Linked DNA regions of Mus musculus: all the other regions are linked to region 2. Evidence: chromatin loops called from intact Hi-C (ENCODE). Cell type or tissue: heart. All regions are shown on one strand. Region 1 overlaps Trap1 (TNF receptor-associated protein 1). Region 2 overlaps Gm36359 (a long non-coding RNA gene). Region 3 holds the start of Crebbp (CREB binding protein). Region 4 holds the start of Trap1 (TNF receptor-associated protein 1).

Region 1 (2,500 bases), 200 kb after region 2:
CATGTATTTTGAGAAAAGTTTGGATGTAATTATGCCTCATTGTGCACAAGGGATTGTGTTGCATTGTGTTACAGCAGGAAATTTTTATCAAAATTGTACTATACTTAAATATGCCTACAATCAACCGCCCCGTGTCAGACTCTAGAAGTTTGAAAGCACCAGCTGTGGAGTTGTGTTGAGGGGAGTTCCTTCTTGCCTCGTGAATTGTTACTCTGCTGGCCCTGGTGTTTATAAGAGACCTGCTCAGAGACATGTATGCTCATTACTTAAAATAATAAAAAATGAATTATGTATATATGTGTGTGTGTGGGTGGGTGCCATGTGTGGAGGTCAGATGACAACAGGAGTTGGCTCTCCTTCCATAGTGTGGGTTCGGGGGATTCAACTCAGATCATCAGGTTTGGTTGCACCCCTCTTTACCTGCTGAGCAACCTCACTGGCCCAGATATATTTGTTTTTAAAATTACTCATTTCTGGATATTCTTTATTCCTTCACATGTATTATAAGTTAAGGGTGGCTGGGCAGTAGTGGTGCACACCTTTAATCCCAGCACTTGGGAGGCAGAGGCAATACCAGTGCCCTGTGTGCTAGCCCTTGGGGCTGAGGAGTGGTATTGGAAGTATGGACTCTGCAGAGTTTTTGTGGCAGTGAAGGCTTAGGCTGATCCCCCCACCAAGTGGAGACACCTCACACCTAGTTCTGTGCCAGAGGTTTCAAGACCCACCAGGCTTGCCAGGAAGTTACAGAAGCAGTTCTGAGTCCCTTCCTGGCTAGACATGGATCAGGTAAAGTACCTTTTGGTAAAGTACATTTATTTGGCATTCTGTATATAAGGGAAAGCTACTGAGACTACCTGCTACAGCTGCTGTGCCTTCATCCTCACAAGCATGGGCTGGACAGATCCACTGTAGTCTCTGCCAGACATCTAGACACAATGTAAGTGAGCTAGGACATCTGCCTTAATTCTTACCCATTTTTCATGATTGTCTTTTCAGGAAAGCCAGTTCTGCACCTTCAGAAGACTACAGTCCAGTTTAGGGGCCCCACACAAAGTCTGGCTTCAGGGATCTCTGCAGGACAGTTATACAGCACACAGGCAGCCGAGGACAAGGAGGAGGAGAGCCTGCACTCCATCATCAGCAACACTGAGGCAGTGCGGGGTAAGCCTGGAGACCATGCCATCTGCAACCCTTGGCTTTTACCTACTGCGCTTGCCCCCTCTGGTGGTCACCCGAGAAGCTGCCAACTAAAAGGGAATGCTGACCCAACTGATGTGGGACAGGAAGGCCATCTCCAGGCCCGGGGCTGCACTTCTGACTTTTGACGGAGTCGGACAGACTATTGATGCTGAGAAGTGAGGCTTCCTTACAGTCGGTTTTTTGAGTAATGCTTGTGAAAAATGTACTGTGCACTGTTAATGCCAGCCTGAGTCTCCCACACACATATTGTGGGGACTCTGCCTCCACAGTTTGTTGGAGCCTTGAGGGATATCCCACACCCCTCTATGGCTGCAGAGTTGCTTCGTGCCCTTTAGTTTGAGAGATACTATTTAAATGTCTACTTCTCTTAGTCATTCCTCTGTGTTTAAAAGTCAGAACCTTAAACATTTCAGAAGGCATGTTCTCCCACAAAAAATGGAAATGCAATTTTATTGATTGTGTCTTTGATTCATTACCAGGTTCTGTCTCCAAACATGAGTTCCAGGCAGAGACAAAGAAACTTTTGGACATCGTAGCCCGTTCTCTGTACTCAGAAAAAGAGGTAGGATGTATGGCCATTGCTCTCCGGGCCAGTCAGGGGGTCTGGCAAGGCTGCCCCCATCCCTTCCTGGGGAAGCCTAATCCAGCTCCTCTGCTTGCTGTTAAGAGGAATTGTGCTCATCCAGGCCCTCCCCAATACTGACATAGAGATCTACTTTTGATCTGTTTCAGCTGGACTATTGATGTGCTTTGAAGCTCTTGTGTTTATCTACGTTAGCAGAACTTGCGGTCCTGTACCTGTGTTAGAGAGGAATACAAAACCTTTCTGTTTTGTTTTTTTCGAGATAGGGTCTCGTGTTGTTTTGTAGCCAAGGATGACCTTGCACTTAAAGCTGTTTCTTTTTCTTTTTCTTTTTTTTGGTTTTTTGAGGCAGGGTTTCTCTGTGTAGCCCTGGCTGTCCTGGAACTCAGAAATCCGCTTGCCTCTGCCTCCCGAGTGCTGGGATTAAAGGCGTGTGCCACCATGCCCGGCTCTTAAAGCTGTTTCTTACATCTGTGTGTGCGTTGTGTGCATGCTCGAGGATGCTCATAGAGCAGTCAGTGCGTCCTCTCCTCCTCCTTCCATGTGATTGAACACAGGTCATCAGACTGGACAGAAGTACCTTCACCTGCTTGGTGCTCTTGCTGGCCTGTCTGTGAGCTTTTTTCTTCTTTCTTAATACTGTCTAGGGCTTTCATTTCTTTTAGCACTTTAAGGCACGAATCCATAGTGAGTGGGCTCTGGCAGCTCAGACCCCTC
Region 2 (2,500 bases):
GTAACGTTTGCCTCCGTGACTTTGGGAAACCTGTTGGACTTACTTATAAGCCTTCCTTTCCTTGAAGTTAGATGGTGGATCTCCTAAGGCAATGGGTCATTTCCTATTATTTGTTGGGTTTTCTTATTTCCAGCTTAACTTCTTGAAATAAAATGGGAAACGAGAAAAGGGAATCATTGGTAACAGAGGGAAGATCATTTTCATAAACCTAACTCCAGTTTCTCAAGAGGAAATAATTTAGTGTTCAGCTCTTGAGAAAACTCCTGACTTCAAAGTCTGCCTGTGCTGTTGTGTGTGTCGGAGGGTGTGGATATGGGTGGGTGGGGAGGGGCTCTGTAGTGATTTGTAATGTATTCTTTGTTTTAAATTTGTAATTAAAAAAATAAATCCCTCAAGATTGTGGAGATGGTTCAGTGGGCAGGTGCTTGCCATCAAGACATGAAGACTCGTAGTTTCGCTCCAGAACCCACTGGAAGTCACAACAGGTCTGTGAGATGGCAGCAGGAGGGTCCCTGGGACTTGCTGGCTAGCTGGGCTGGCTTATCTGGAGAGTTCTAGGTTCAAGTGAAAGACCCTGCCTCAATTTCTAAGGTGTAGCTCAGGGAAGAGGGCACCTCACACCAACCTCTGGCTTCCCAACACATATACATGTGCACATACACCCATACATATGTGTATTCACCCACAAGTGAGCACGAATACGCAAGCACGCCACGAACACAGAAATGTAAAGCACGGTATATGAACGTAGTTCTCAACAGAATGTGTTTCTTCTTGATTCCAGATGCTGCCATGTTTTTTGTTTTTTTGTTTTTTGTTTTTTTGTTTTTTGTTTTTTTAGATCCTGGATGTGAGACCCCTTCTGTCACACCATAGGAAATACTTTCTTTTCGATCTGTTTTGATGTCTTTCTTGTATGTAGAAACAATGTAATTTTCTTTTTTCTTCCCTTTCTTTTGCTTTTGTTTTTCGGTGACAGGATCACTAGTCAGCGATGTAATTTTCTTGCCAATCAACAGTGTGCAGAAGCACAGCGTGACGCAGTAAATGTCTAACAGCGATGCTCAGCTGACCTGGGACGAGAGGTAACCTGGACCAGTTGTAGGTACCACTGGAGCCCATCCACCGTCCTATGAAAGGTGAGACTAATCCCCACCATCAGTGAGGGAATGCTGTGCACTAGAGCGCGCCCTCGCGACTTCAAGCTCCAGGACCTCATGCTATGGGCCCTCTCCCTAAATCCACACTCCCTCTCGACCCAGCTCAGTGACCCGAGTGCCATTATCCTTTCCTCCAGGATCTCAGGCGGGGATCTCTGTCCTGTGGCCAAGGCTGGAGCAGGCTCCGTGCTCTCGGGCGCCACCTAGCTCTAGCCAGGTCGACCGCCTGCTGCTCTCGGACAGGCGGCCCCAACGCCCAGGCGCCCGAGTCGGCTTGGGGTGGGGCAGCCTTGGGTCCCACTGCCAGCGCTGGCAGCCATCGAGACTGCTCCTGCCTTAAGATCCCGGCGTCTCTCTTTGGGGTCCCAGAGGCGTGAGGTGTGCAGTGAAGGGCACTGGCGGGATAGGGGTGAGGCCCAGGTCCCGCTTCAATTCTTCCACATCCGCTTGTCCCAGAAACGGGAGGCGCCCTGCCACCGCGCAGGGCCAGCTTCGAAACCATCCCTGGAAGCAGTCCAGACGCCTGCAGTCTGTTAACCTTGGCAGGTCGCTAGGACCTCTGGGAACTTTTAAGAAGACAAGTATCTGGATCCCACCCCAGCTGATTGACTTGGGGGTAGTAGTGCAGAACGTGTATTTTTCACTCTCACCTAGTGAGTCCTAAGGCCCTCGGTGTGAAGAGCACCTAACTGTGAGCTGCAGGTCTCTTTTGTATCAAGCCCGTTTAACTTGGCTTGTACACACCCGAGTCCTTCCAAAGTCTTGGCTCTGCACTAAGGTTACCTAGAAACACAGGCCCTGGGTCTAGCCTGGGACTTTTGCCCTCACCCAGGAGGGGGAGTGGGGTCTCTTTGTTTTGCACTAGACTCTTGCAAAGTAACTACCGACCCCGACCGCTGTTCCCAGCCAGGTTAAGGAGGCACAAGACTAGAATCTGGATCCTCGAATTTCCTGTTCAGAAGGGGTTGCCAGGTCTAGCAAATAAAAGTGCAGCGTGTTCAGTTAAATGCTACTCTCAGATCAACCATGAGTTATCTTTTAGTTTATCTGAAATATTGTGCAGGGAAGCCTGTAAACGCAGCGCTCGGGACGTGTGGGAAGAGAGGAGATATGTGAGGCCAGCTTGAGCTACTGGAGACCCCCTATCTCAAAAAAGCAAAGAAAGGAAGGAAGGAAGGAAGGAAGAAAGAAAAGGAAAGGAAACTCAAATATGCAGACTATTATAGATCTGGAATTAAGACATAATGAGTGTCCTGTATTTTATCAGACACACTAAGCCCAGAGGATACTCCCAACCCTGCCACAGGGGATCCTAGCTGCCTATCAAAGGCAGATATGTG
Region 3 (2,500 bases), 55 kb after region 2:
CTTGGTACCTGGGCCCATCTCAGATCCAGGAGGTAGAGCTGACAGCCTCTCCCTTCAGGTGACAGCGTTGGACATTGGACCTGGCCCTATCGTTTTTGGGCTTGGGAGTGGGCGCTCAAGAGCCTTGCGGTGCCCTTGCAAACTTGGGAAGCACAAGGAAGGGGTGGACTCTCGGCCTGTCATTTTCTCCCTCAGTGATCTTAGAGAAAGTTGCTTTGCCCCTTCCTGCCTCAGTTTCCCCATCTGCACACAGACCCGAGGACCCTCTGTAACCTGCAGGCGCCACTTCGCCATTACTAGCATAGGGCGCGGGGAAGAGGCGCAGGTTGCGGTGGCGTCTTCTTAGTCCGATGTCACCCTGGAGGCTCGCAAGCAAGGAGCTGCGAAGAGCCAGAGCTGCCGGGGCGGGGCGGGACCGGACGGGCTGGGCCCGGATCAGCGCTGACTCCGAGCCTGGCGGGGGGGGGGGTCTAGGCTCGAGCCCAGGGCGCCCTCCCCGCGCGTGCCGCGTTACTGACAGCGTCAGAACAAAAGTGGCCGTCTGCTCTGCGCACTTGGCGTCCCGCAGGCCGGGCCTAGCACCGCAGCCCGTCGCCTCACGCATCGCCGCCGTGCCTTCGACCCTTCCACCCGAGCGCGCTCGGCTCTTTCCGCCGCGGCCGGCGCAGGTGGAGGGGCGGGGCGGGGGCCGTGCGTGGTGACGCCGCGGGGGGGGTGACGTACAAGCGTGCCCCGCCCCCTCCCCCTCCCCGTTCAGGCTCTGGAAAGAGAAGAAAAAAAACTTTCTTTTTTTTTTTAATTGAGGAATCAACAGCCGCCATCTTGTCGCGGATCCGACCGGGGCTTCGAGCGCGATCTACTCGGCCCCGCCGGTCCCGGGCCCCACAACCGCCCGCGCACCCCGCTCCGCCTGGCCGGCCCGCTCCGCCCGGCCCTCGGCGCCCGCCCCGGCGGCCCCGCTCGCCTCTCGTCTCGGCCTCCCGGAGCCCGGCGGCGGCGGCGGCGGCGGCGGCGGCACGGGGTGGGGGGGCCGCGGCGCGGCGGCGGCCCCGCTCGGCGCATTGTTTTTCCTCACGGCGGCGGCGGGCCGCGGGCGGGCGGCGGAGCCCAAAGCCCCCCGGTCGTCCGGCCGCGGGCGAATTCATTAAGTGGGGCGCGCGGGGGGGGGGGGTGGCGGCGAGGCGGCGGCGGTACCACCATGTTCCCGGGCGCCGCCTGAGCCGCGGGGCCGGGCGCCGTCGCTGCCAGCCGGGCCCGCGGAGGCGGCCGGGCCGCTTGGGTGCCCGGGCCGCGGAGTGTCGCGCTCGGGAGGCGGGCAGGGGATGAGGGGGCCGCGGCCGGCGGCGGCGGCGGCCGGGGGCGGGCGGTGAGCGCTGCGGGGCGCTGTTGCTGAGGCTGAGATTTGGCCGCCGCCTCCCCCACCCGGCCTGCGCCCTCCGCGGCCCGGCCCGCGCTCCTGCGCTCGCTCCTCGCTGGCTCGCCTGCTCGCAGCCGCCGGCCCGACCCCCGTCCGGGCCGCGTCGCGCCGCCCGCGCTCAGGGCTGTTTCCGCGAGCAGGTGAAGATGGCCGAGAACTTGCTGGACGGACCGCCCAACCCCAAACGAGCCAAACTCAGCTCGCCCGGCTTCTCCGCGAATGACAACACAGGTGAGGCTGGGTCTAGGCTCGCTGTCAGAGTTCGGGGCAGGGAGGGGGTTGAGGGTCGCAGTGGCCAGAGACTCTGTCCCGGGCCTTGGGATGCGCTTCCCTGGTCGGGAGGAAAAGTGAAGCGGGGGCGCGGTCTAGTGTCCGCACGCGTGGCCGGCCGGGATGACAGCGGAGGGGACCTTGGAGGTTTGGAGTAAGAGAATGCGACCAGAGGCAATGAGGGCTTTCAGGATCGGACCCCCCACTCTAGGCGGTGCAGTCGCGGACACAGCTGCTGCCTTCTTAGTTGCGACGAGTTGCGACGGAGAAGTTTCTTGGAATGTGTTGCTTGGGAAAACGCTTAGTGGTTATTTAGAAAGTCTTGATTTTTTTTTTTTTTTGATCACCTAGTATTTTTTTTTCTCCAAAACCCCAAACCTCATGTGCGAGTTGTCATCAAAGTTGCTGTGGTGTCTTTCATTTACATACGTAACCTTAAAAAGAAGCTAGCAGGCTTTTAAAAGTCCATTTGGGCTCCAGTCTGCCTTTGAGGTTGGAATGGTTTTACACTGGAGATGAAAAATTAAAAAATTAAGGACTTTGAATCTTTCAGGGAAAGAGAAAAGCAAGATAATCTTAAATCTTTTCCCCAACTCACAAAATAGCTTCCGTGCAAACTTTCTTAGGTGATCGGATCGGGTACCCAAGACTTCCCTGTTCATTCAGTAATTCAGAGTACTTCTGGACAGCTCTGATAACCTTGCCAATTATTCGTATTTCCCCTTTTAAGCTCTCCTTCGAAATATAAACTCGTATGCTGCTGTGAACAATGCCGGCTCAGCGCAGCTAGCACTTTTCCAGTACGTACTTGTA
Region 4 (2,500 bases), 190 kb after region 2:
CACGCCCGGCTGAGTATGTCATTTCTGACTGAAGAGATGATTCCAGAATGGAGAATTAAAAGAATGAAACCTCGAGGATTAGTATCAAGAGAAGCTATTCTGTGTGATGACTGGGACTCAGGCAGATTAGAGGAGGTAATACAGAACCTGGGGGCAGAAGCTAGAACTGTGAGGATCTAAGGGTGACCATGGAAAAAGACACTAGGGAGCAGGGGTGGGGCTGGTTGTGGAGGATGTGGGCCCAGCAGGAGCAGAACTGGCTGGGGGTTAGGGGTAGGAATTGTGAGGTGTTCAGGTGCTCTCTCCACCTTATATTGAAACATGGCCTTTTACTGAACATGGGACATCAGAATCAGATTGGTTGGCTAGCAAAACCCAAGGATTCTCTTGTTTCTGTCTCCCCAGCACTGAGATCACAGGCACACAGTGCTCTGTCAATTTCTTGGGGTTATCAGGGCAACAGGCACTTTAAATACAGAGCCTGTATTAAAGTTTGGCCTCATATCTGCCCATTCTTATCTATTTTCCATCTATAAAGTCAATGTGGGAGCAATCCTTGTCAACCTAGAACAGTAACTAAACATTCCCTATACCAAAACTTCAAGTCTATTCTGGATCCAGGAATTAACTGCTCTTGCTACTAGTGTCTGCTAACAAGCTAGATAATCGCTCTAATGTTTTAGTAAAATCTGATCATAGGAAAATGTATCTGGTGTGTGTCAGAATCAAGCGAGAACCTGTCAGAAAGGTCCTCGCTGGGCCTTACTCTGAGGTTAGGACCGGGACAAGCGACCTGCTCTGGAGGCGGCTGGAGTTTGGATTAAACTTTAGAGGGCCGGGCGTGGTGGTGCAAGCCTTTAATCCCAGCACTTGGGAGGCAGAGGCAGGTGGATTTCTGAGTTCGAGGCCAGCCTGGTCTACAAAGTGAGTTCCAGGACAGCCAGGGCTATACAGAGAAACCCTGTCTCGAAAAACAAAAACAAAAAAACAAAAAAACAAAAAAAAAAAAAAAAAAAAAAACTTTAGAGACAAGGTTTGTGGCCTGGATCCCCAAACAAGCTTCCAGTAGGGAGAAAGTCACAATAAACGGGTAAGTCCAAAGGTGTTGGTTACTGAGCTCACGTTTTGGCGAATAACAGTCAAACCTAAAATTTGTCAAAGTGTAGGTTTTGGCATTGCTGTAAGAGTTTTTCAGTGGATCCACACTCCAGCTGGGTAGTGCCATCTCGAGAATGGGATGCTCCCGCCTAGGGACCGCCAGCACCGCGGGCCGGGGACACTATAACCCTCACACGCACAATGCAAGGGATCAGCGACCTTGTCACTGAGATCCAAGGTCAAAAAGTACAGTCTTCAGGGCCCCCGCGCTGCGGTTTGCTGCGTTCCCGTTCTCGCACAGGCAACGCCTTGGACAGCCCGTCGCGCGCCATGACGTCACTGAGCCGCCCCCGCGGAAGGCCCCCTCATCACTCTGTTAGGCTGTTAGCCACACTTGGGAAAGGAAGCATGGCGTGCGAGCTGCGAGCTGTGTTGCTGTGGGGCCGCGGGCTGCAGACTGTACTGCGGGCCCCCGCGCTGGCTGGAGTTCGGCGAGGTGAGCGCGGCACGAGAGCGCAGAGGCGGCGTCTGAGGCTGTGTGCACACTCTTAGACCGGCGGGAGGCCGCACTGCGCCGGAGCTGCTAAGTGGGGCGGGGAGTAGGACCTTGTGGTCGCTTTTGGGGAGCCGAGTCACGGGCAGCCACAGCCTGCTCTCGTCAGTCCCTGGTAGTCCTGATTGCAGACGCTCCCGCGCTTGGGTTGACAAGTTCGTTGCACGCGGCTGTTCACAAGCTCAGCTCTCGCAGAAGTCAAGCCCTGGGGTAACTACGGTGAGCAAAACCAACGGTTACCCAGGACTTCAGGGAGCCAGTGAACTCCGCGTGTTTGATCCCTGGAATTGAAAGAGAAAGGAAAGGAGAGAGAATAACCTTAATCTATACTTTCCCACCCCGCACTCATGTAACAGTGAAGATGTTAGCGTTACATACACTTAAATTATACGTATTTACAGCTATTTTTACATAAAAGGGCTCAAGTCAAGAATTAACTGCGAAAGAATATTAAAGCTTCTGGCATTCATTACATTTATGTTTCGCATAAACATAGCTTCCCAATGGCTTTCCGAAGTTTTGTCGCTCTCATCCTCCACTAAATGTTCTCTTGGCCACAAATATCGTTACAGTGTTTAACAGATTTGAGTGAGCGATTGCTTAAATCTTTAGGAACATGTTTTCGGTTTCAGAATTTGCCCTTTTATTTCTGTATTAGCTAATCTGCCAAACTTCACCTCAGTTTTTTATTGGGTGTGGGGAGGGTGACAGGGTTTCACCATATATGTTCCGCCTGGCCAGGGTGGTCACAAACTCACAGAGATTCATCTGCCTCTGCTCCCCAGAGTGGTAGGATTAAAGTGTGCCACAGTGCCTGGTGCTCAAAATACTTTTGTCTGTATATGTGTC

What was found. Hi-C counts contacts between places; a loop is a spot of excess contacts. Peaks named below come from ENCODE experiments on the same cell type or tissue, not always from the same donor. Only the 100,000 strongest peaks of a DNase experiment are listed, where the experiment ranks them.
Region 1: it touches region 2 in a loop (2.8-fold over the local background); 8 of 42 quality-filtered maps call a loop at or near these places.
Region 3: a loop joins it to region 2, with 3 times the contacts of the local background. A loop is called at or near these places in 10 of 42 quality-filtered maps.
Region 4: a loop joins it to region 2, with 4 times the contacts of the local background. A loop is called at or near these places in 8 of 42 quality-filtered maps.

What each region holds. Positions count from the first base shown.
Region 1 is chr16:4,067,518-4,070,017 of GRCm38, reverse strand. It overlaps Trap1 (TNF receptor-associated protein 1), which reads left to right. Exons shown (of 18, transcript NM_026508.2): 2 at 997-1,161; 3 at 1,680-1,762. Among named protein-coding and RNA genes, the nearest start is that of Trap1, 9.0 kb to the left of the region's middle. In heart, a CTCF peak has its summit at 1,238 (motif pointing left); a DNase peak (open chromatin) is centred at 1,227.
Region 2 is chr16:4,267,113-4,269,612 of GRCm38, reverse strand. It overlaps Gm36359 (a long non-coding RNA gene), which reads left to right. Exons shown (of 4, transcript XR_875865.2): 3 at 980-1,139. Among named protein-coding and RNA genes, the nearest start is that of Gm36359, 16 kb to the left of the region's middle. In heart, a CTCF peak has its summit at 1,367; a DNase peak (open chromatin) is centred at 1,422; H3K4me3 peaks cover 937 bases; H3K27ac peaks cover 1,353 bases.
Region 3 is chr16:4,212,287-4,214,786 of GRCm38, reverse strand. Crebbp (CREB binding protein) reads left to right here and starts at 1,383. Exons shown (of 31, transcript NM_001025432.1): 1 at 1,383-1,648. The coding sequence starts at 1,564. In heart, a CTCF peak has its summit at 1,396; DNase peaks (open chromatin) are centred at 526 and 1,546; H3K4me3 peaks cover 2,500 bases; H3K27ac peaks cover 1,989 bases.
Region 4 is chr16:4,076,787-4,079,286 of GRCm38, reverse strand. It overlaps Trap1 (TNF receptor-associated protein 1), which reads left to right and starts at 1,477. Exons shown (of 18, transcript NM_026508.2): 1 at 1,477-1,594. The coding sequence starts at 1,507. In heart, no CTCF peak of the experiment used is centred here; a DNase peak (open chromatin) is centred at 1,446; H3K4me3 peaks cover 1,522 bases; H3K27ac peaks cover 1,871 bases.